2 separate regions of the Homo sapiens genome follow, and region 2 is linked to region 1. The links are chromatin contacts, found by Hi-C in ENCODE. All regions are on one chromosome and are shown on one strand. Each heading gives the region's core, a stretch centred on a gene start or an enhancer-like site at or near the end of the contact. The rest is flanking DNA. Distances are from core to core; before and after follow the strand shown. Region 1 holds the start of AHR (aryl hydrocarbon receptor). Region 2 holds the start of HDAC9 (histone deacetylase 9).

The links. Hi-C counts contacts between places; a loop is a spot of excess contacts on that map. Pooled maps may share reads with other maps.
Region 2: a pooled map shows a loop between it and region 1 (23-fold over the local background). The contact joins the promoter of HDAC9 here to the promoter of AHR in region 1. A Hi-C loop is called at or near these places in 5 of 37 single-sample maps with no recorded cell type and 5 of 50 pooled maps.

Annotation. Positions count from the first base shown.
Region 1 is chr7:17,296,931-17,300,268 of GRCh38, forward strand. It overlaps AHR (aryl hydrocarbon receptor), which reads left to right and starts at 1,722. Exons shown (of 11, transcript NM_001621.5): 1 at 1,722-2,399. The coding sequence starts at 2,335. LOC101927609 (a long non-coding RNA gene) reads right to left here and starts at 2,390. Exons shown (of 12, transcript XR_007060234.1): 1 at 2,130-2,390. RefSeq lists silencers at 1,997-2,146, 2,197-2,306, 2,347-2,396.
Region 2 is chr7:18,494,131-18,497,468 of GRCh38, forward strand. It overlaps HDAC9 (histone deacetylase 9), which reads left to right and starts at 1,619. Exons shown (of 26, transcript NM_178425.4): 1 at 1,619-1,893; 2 at 2,132-2,194. The coding sequence starts at 2,173. RefSeq lists an enhancer at 1,348-1,397.

The sequences.
Region 1 (3,338 bases), core at 472-2,971:
TAAGCTACAGAATCAATAAATTATGTTTTGATATAAATTTTTCACCCTTAAAGTTCCTAGCTAGGAGGAAATTATTCTTTTACACTTACACGTTTTAGATAGAATGGCTATAAGTAAGCACAGATAAATGAAGAAATGAAAGAGAAGGGAAAAATAGAGATGGTTGATTCTGCCTCTGCAATTGCTAATTCATAAACATCAAACTTTCCCAGTGTACACTGTCTTCTTTGGGAATTTGCTCCATCTTTTTCCTTAAACTGAAAGGTGGCTTACTGAGGCTATCACTTTCCTAAAGGTCTCCCCAATACTGCCTAATTATTTTCTCTTATCACAGGATACAGGGTGGATGTCCATCTACTTCCTTGTTGTCACTTCCCAGATCACTTTCACTTTATGCTCTTCTAAAATTAAAACAAAGATCATCGACCACAAAACACAATTGTTCTTTTGTAGCTCATGCTAGAATACCCTCTTTGTTACATCTCCTTCATTTTTCTGATCCAAAATTTAGTAGCCTACTATATCTCACCCACTGTCCTTCTTTCCTCCAGCTATGGTAGAGAACTGCTCCTCCAACTTTATGTACATTTGAATCACCTGGGAGTTCCTGTGAACTTCGGGTTCTGATTTAATAAGGACACCCAAAGAGTCTGCATTTCCTGTAACTCTCAAAAGAAGCTGTGGAGTACTCTGAATAGCAAAGCACTGTAAGTGCTGTTTCTGTTAGTATCTAATCTATTAGTCCTAATCTCCCATTTATGCTTTGGCACTCATTCCCTCCTGCTTTCGGTATCTTAATATCTATCATTCCTTCACTCTTCCCTCAGGTTCCCTACATAGTTTATCTCTACCCCCTCTAAGCCGCTCAGTATCGCCCATTAAAGAACTAAACCAAAACTAGAAAACCCTCATTTAACCCTTCACTCCCCCTACATACAATCTGATGTGTCTCTCATCCACAGCTAAACTTGGAAGAAAAATTGCCTGCTTGAGGATGCCATTTTGTTATCTTCAGCTCAATCCTGTACCCACTTCAATGTTATTTGCAGGCCCATTACCCCAACACTGCATTCACGAAAGTCATCAGTGACTACACATTGAGAAAACAAGAATGACATTTTCAGTTCTCAACTAATTTGAATTTCTCAACAGTATTCAATATTGTTAATTACTCCCAATATTTTTCCACATGGTCCTCCATGACACAATACATAATAGTCCCCTTATTATCTATATTCCTGTCTATTGTAAAGACTTCCCCCGCACACCAAAAAAGGTCAAGGAAACTCCTAGCCTTCAAGTCTCAACTCAAATCTGGCCTTCTGAAGCCTTCCCAACTAGGAAAATATACAGTCCCATTGGTTGTCTACCAGTTGTCTACCAGTTAATTGTAATTCTTAGCCACAAGTTAGCTGACCCACCGTCTCTCAAACAGGTGAAGTTAAGCTCAATATTTGGCATATCTTGATATACTTTGTACAGTCTAGCTACAATAAGTTTGCCTATGCACGAAGATGGCTACCGGCGGGGGGGGGCGTCCTTACGTCCTACGTCATCACGTGCCGGGATGAGGGTGGGGCCCTCAAGGAAGACGGAATGGAATCCAGATGGGCGGGGGCAAGCAGGACGGGGCGGGGCTACGCGGGATCTGGGCGGGGCGGGGCCGGTGAGGGGTCGGGGGTGCTCCTGCTATTCAGCCGGTGCGCGCGGCGGCGGGAGGCAGTGGCTGGGGAGTCCCGTCGACGCTCTGTTCCGAGAGCGTGCCCCGGACCGCCAGCTCAGAACAGGGGCAGCCGTGTAGCCGAACGGAAGCTGGGAGCAGCCGGGACTGGTGGCCCGCGCCCGAGCTCCGCAGGCGGGAAGCACCCTGGATTTAGGAAGTCCCGGGAGCAGCGCGGCGGCACCTCCCTCACCCAAGGGGCCGCGGCGACGGTCACGGGGCGCGGCGCCACCGTGAGCGACCCAGGCCAGGATTCTAAATAGACGGCCCAGGCTCCTCCTCCGCCCGGGCCGCCTCACCTGCGGGCATTGCCGCGCCGCCTCCGCCGGTGTAGACGGCACCTGCGCCGCCTTGCTCGCGGGTCTCCGCCCCTCGCCCACCCTCACTGCGCCAGGCCCAGGCAGCTCACCTGTACTGGCGCGGGCTGCGGAAGCCTGCGTGAGCCGAGGCGTTGAGGCGCGGCGCCCACGCCACTGTCCCGAGAGGACGCAGGTGGAGCGGGCGCGGCTTCGCGGAACCCGGCGCCGGCCGCCGCAGTGGTCCCAGCCTACACCGGGTTCCGGGGACCCGGCCGCCAGTGCCCGGGGAGTAGCCGCCGCCGTCGGCTGGGCACCATGAACAGCAGCAGCGCCAACATCACCTACGCCAGTCGCAAGCGGCGGAAGCCGGTGCAGAAAACGTGAGTGTCCCGAGCGCGTCCTCATCGCGGGGGCTGGGCGCTCAGGCACGCGGGTGCGGGAGGCAGCCCCACCCCGCCCCCAAATCCCTGCGATCCTGGGATTAGGTCCATTCCCGGCACTGCCCGTGGAATCGAGGTTTGGAGGCCGGCTGGGAGACAGAGGACTTGGATTCTCCCGTTTTCAATGATTGCATTTTAAAAATTGTCCTCCCACCCATCCTCTTCCCCCGCACCAGTGCATACACACCCTCTCACATTTGCAACTTTGTTCTTTCTGATTTGGTCCTGATTTGTTGACAGCTCTGATCTGCCTTGGGCTAATGGATTAGTTAGTATAAACCTGTCTTGAAATCTCCTTCCACTTTTCATATCCGCATGGGTTAGGTTAGAGGACGGTCTTAATTCTCATTCTTCGTAGAGTTTGGTAAGGCGAGATGTTTTAAAGAGCTAAACACATGCTGACTTTTACGAAGGGGCTGAGTGCCTCTAAAGGTACTTTTTGGTCCCCACCAACTGGCTTTGTGTTGCGCTCATATTTACTTATTTGGCAGCAATTTTGTAGCGCTCATCGTGACCATATCGGTAAAGTGGATAGAAGTGGTAGCAGGTGGGAGTGGATGCAACGGACAGGATACGGTGGAGGATTTGTATTCTTCAGACATCTTTTTCGGAAGCTTGCTTATCACTTTTGGGGTGGCTTTAGGGTCTGTAAAATAAAAGATTTAGAACTGCATTTGAGAGAGGTTTTCATTCTTAACATCTACCTCTAATTCTTTTCCCCTTCAAAGTTTTCTTCTAGTTGAGTGAGTACAAACTTGCTTTTGTCGTTGTCGGTTGATTTTGGTGGAATATTTGTGTGAGATGGCCAATTTTTTGTGTGTGTCAGAAAAAACTATCCGTGCTCAAAACATTTCCTGTTGTGAGGTGGTTGTATTCATG
Region 2 (3,338 bases), core at 369-2,868, 1.2 Mb after region 1:
ATAAGATTTTGTTGTGTAGCTTAAGTCAAACGCAGTTTGGAATATATATTTTTTAAAAATTGTAACTTACATATCCAAATACAATTTTTCAAGAAGTAGAGTATTCAGTAGAAATTAATCTGTGAAAGAAGAGGAATTCAGCAGTGGCCTATTTGATGAATGATTTAACGTGCTTATTTCTTCCCTTTCATCAAAACTCTGTGTCCCCTTGTTTGCCCCCTCTGACTTCATACTCTGGAGTTGACCAAGATCCCTCTTCCATCGGATTGTTCTGGGAATTTTGAAATAATCTGCTTTTTCCTCTCTTTCCCCTGTTGCTTCTGATGCCTTAGAATTACATTTTCCTCGCTGATTTAGTTTAGAAAAGAGAAAAGAGCTTCCATGACTAGTAGATTATCACTTTTGGGTTTGCTCTTGGAAGTGACAAGATGCTAGGATCCCTCTTTGGAATGTAAAATTTATCTCTTATATAGAAAGGATATAAATGTAGCACCAGAGACTATAAAACTCTGATACTATCTACTGTACTGTATAGCTGAACGCCACAATGTGTCTGGTAATCTATTGACTATCATAAATGCTATTTCTACAGAAAAGTTAGGAGGTCCATATTTCGGGCAACCAATGTATAGCTGAATGCAGAACAGTCATAGTTGGGTACTAACCATATATATGATTTATCCATCAACAGGTGCATATGCTCAGAAATTCTGTATCCATAAGAAATCAGACTACTTTCTTTTCCTTTTGCAAGTAAATTGAATTTAGCCTGAGAGGCTGAGGGGAAATTTTCACATATAAGCCACGGTTTTGTGTTTTGTGTTTTGTTTTGTTTATAGATATAGTACTAACTGGATGGATGCGATAAAATTCATAGGTGGTACTAAGATACAATAGGATTTGTGAAATGGACAATTGTCTTGCATAAATAGCAAGTAAAAAATCAAGCCTGTCCTTCATAAAAATTTTATTCTGGGGTGTGCTTGTTTTCCAAAAGTACCTCTGCTAAATCTCCTGTTAGTCCTGAAACTAGAAGGCAGAAAAGCTTCTAGTGCTACAGCCAACTGCAGTGTAGCCTGAGAAACAGGCAACAAAAATAGAACACCAGGATTGCTGTGCGTGGGTGAGGCAGAAACCACATTATGAGCAAAAGCTTCCAGTATTATTTTAGAACCAATACAGAGCTCTGTACTTCTCTCCTCTCTCTTCCAAAAACACATACTACAAAAATAAAATGAAATGAAATGTATGTGCATTTGCCCTCTTAGAATTATGATTCTTAATTTTTTTTCTTGCCTTCCTTTCTTTGGAAGCGAATCGCCAGTATGGAAACACAGTGTGTAAAGCAAGCTTCGAGAGAGGAAAGAGTTAATTGGTTTTAAGGCCCTGCGATAGAGAATTATGGTTGGAAAGATAGAGGCTGGACAGCTGGGTTTGCTGGGGTATTTTTAAATGCATTAATGCAGGCTCCAATCACTCGGCCATGCTTGACCTATTTTTGGCTCAGGCCGACCATTGTTCTATTTCTGTGCCTGTGGGCCATGCTGTTGTTGATTCATATGCAAATGGATTATCACTCGCTTTAGCCAACTTGAGCTGAGAGAGACTGAGAAAGGGGGAAGAGAGGCACAGACACAGATAGGAGAAGGGCACCGGCTGGAGCCACTTGCAGGACTGAGGGTTTTTGCAACAAAACCCTAGCAGCCTGAAGAACTCTAAGCCAGGTTTAATTGGTTTCTTTTTCTCGTGGGTAGACTTAATAATTTTCTACGTATTCTGACAAAGAAATAACCCCGAAGCACGTTCCTATTTCCCACCTGCTTGTAGTTTCCGGGATAACCTAAACTCCAGAGAGCTATAGCATCCACTCTGTCCTTTCTGCTTTGCACACAGGTTGGTAACATGGGAAAAGTGTCCAGGTCTTTTTAAAAGTGGATGCCCATTTGAGCAGAAAGGAAATCATTGTCGAAGTTGATCCTCTGCTGCTTCTCCTCAGGGAGGAGGGAGAACCAGCGAGGGTAGCTCCTGGGGCCGGTGCACTGAGCAGTGATGAATGTTTCATGTAGCTGAAGTAAGAGTGACTGGAATATGCTGCAGACAATTTACGAGAGTGACTCCTGTTTTTCCTCAGATGGGGTGGCTGGACGAGAGCAGCTCTTGGCTCAGCAAAGAATGCACAGTATGATCAGCTCAGGTAAGATCCTCTTTCATAACTGAGACGTTTTAGGTTTGAAAGGGGGCTGGCTTGGGAAATGCAGCTAAGAAAAGCACCTCTCTTAAGGAAATTGCTGCTTTTTCGTGTTGATGTTGCTATTTTCTTGGTGCGTCTGTAGGGTTTAACTTAGATCCCTTCCATTACTGTTTCTGTGCATATTCAGTCTGCTTAGGGACAGCAGCTTCTGAATGAAATTGCAAACTATTGCTTCTGATGAAAGATGAGACTGAGATAAGTAAAATGTAGTTGGGGGTGTTTTGCCTTTACTATGCAACTAGAAAAAGGAGCTGTGTACTGATTGTAAGCCTATTCTAATAGGACTTTAAAAATCAGGTAAGTTCATATTGGGGCTTCAGTTTAAACTGCAGCCCCGCTAGCCTGACGATTTTATATTTACTCTGTGCCTACAGAAGCACATCTATTTATAGACCTACCTTCTAAAATGTGTTTGCCACAGAGTTATAAAGGTAGTTTTCTTTTTTCCATTATGTGGCTTTTTCTCATCAGCCCCAAATGAAACTGTTTAGGATGAAATAAAATTGTTATTAGCAGATGCTTATTTTAATTTTCTTCAAAAACATGTGGGAAGTCTAGCATTGTCAGGCAGATGTGATGGCATAACACACATGTAAATGTGTTAAAAGCAGGTGCAGCGTTTTAAAGGATAATAGGAACAGATTCTAATTTCTAGTTTCTCAAGGAGATGAGCTGGTGGGAGATTGAGCTTGTCAGCCTTGTCAATTTATACTTACTAAATGAACATACTCTCCAGGCAGTATCACTTAACGTGTAATTATTGCCTTTCATATTTATTTCCTATGGCTATTTCCTAAAGCTTTGGGAACTCTTTGTTTCTGTCCTCTTCTGAATGTTTCAACCTAAAATTGGCTTAAAGTTCTCACTTAGATCCCACTTCCCATGTGGGCTTAATCGTAATTATAGATCACCGCCTAGATTTCCATGATAAGAATGCCACATAAAGCAGTGTTTACTTTGTAGAGCTAGGTGTGAAAGAAATATTCCACAGGTTGGCATGATGTCTGTTTTGGTGTTAATACACCTTCCCATATGGGGATCTATGTTTAAAGCTAGTTTTCTTTAAACCTTGGTTAGTTATGTTAAT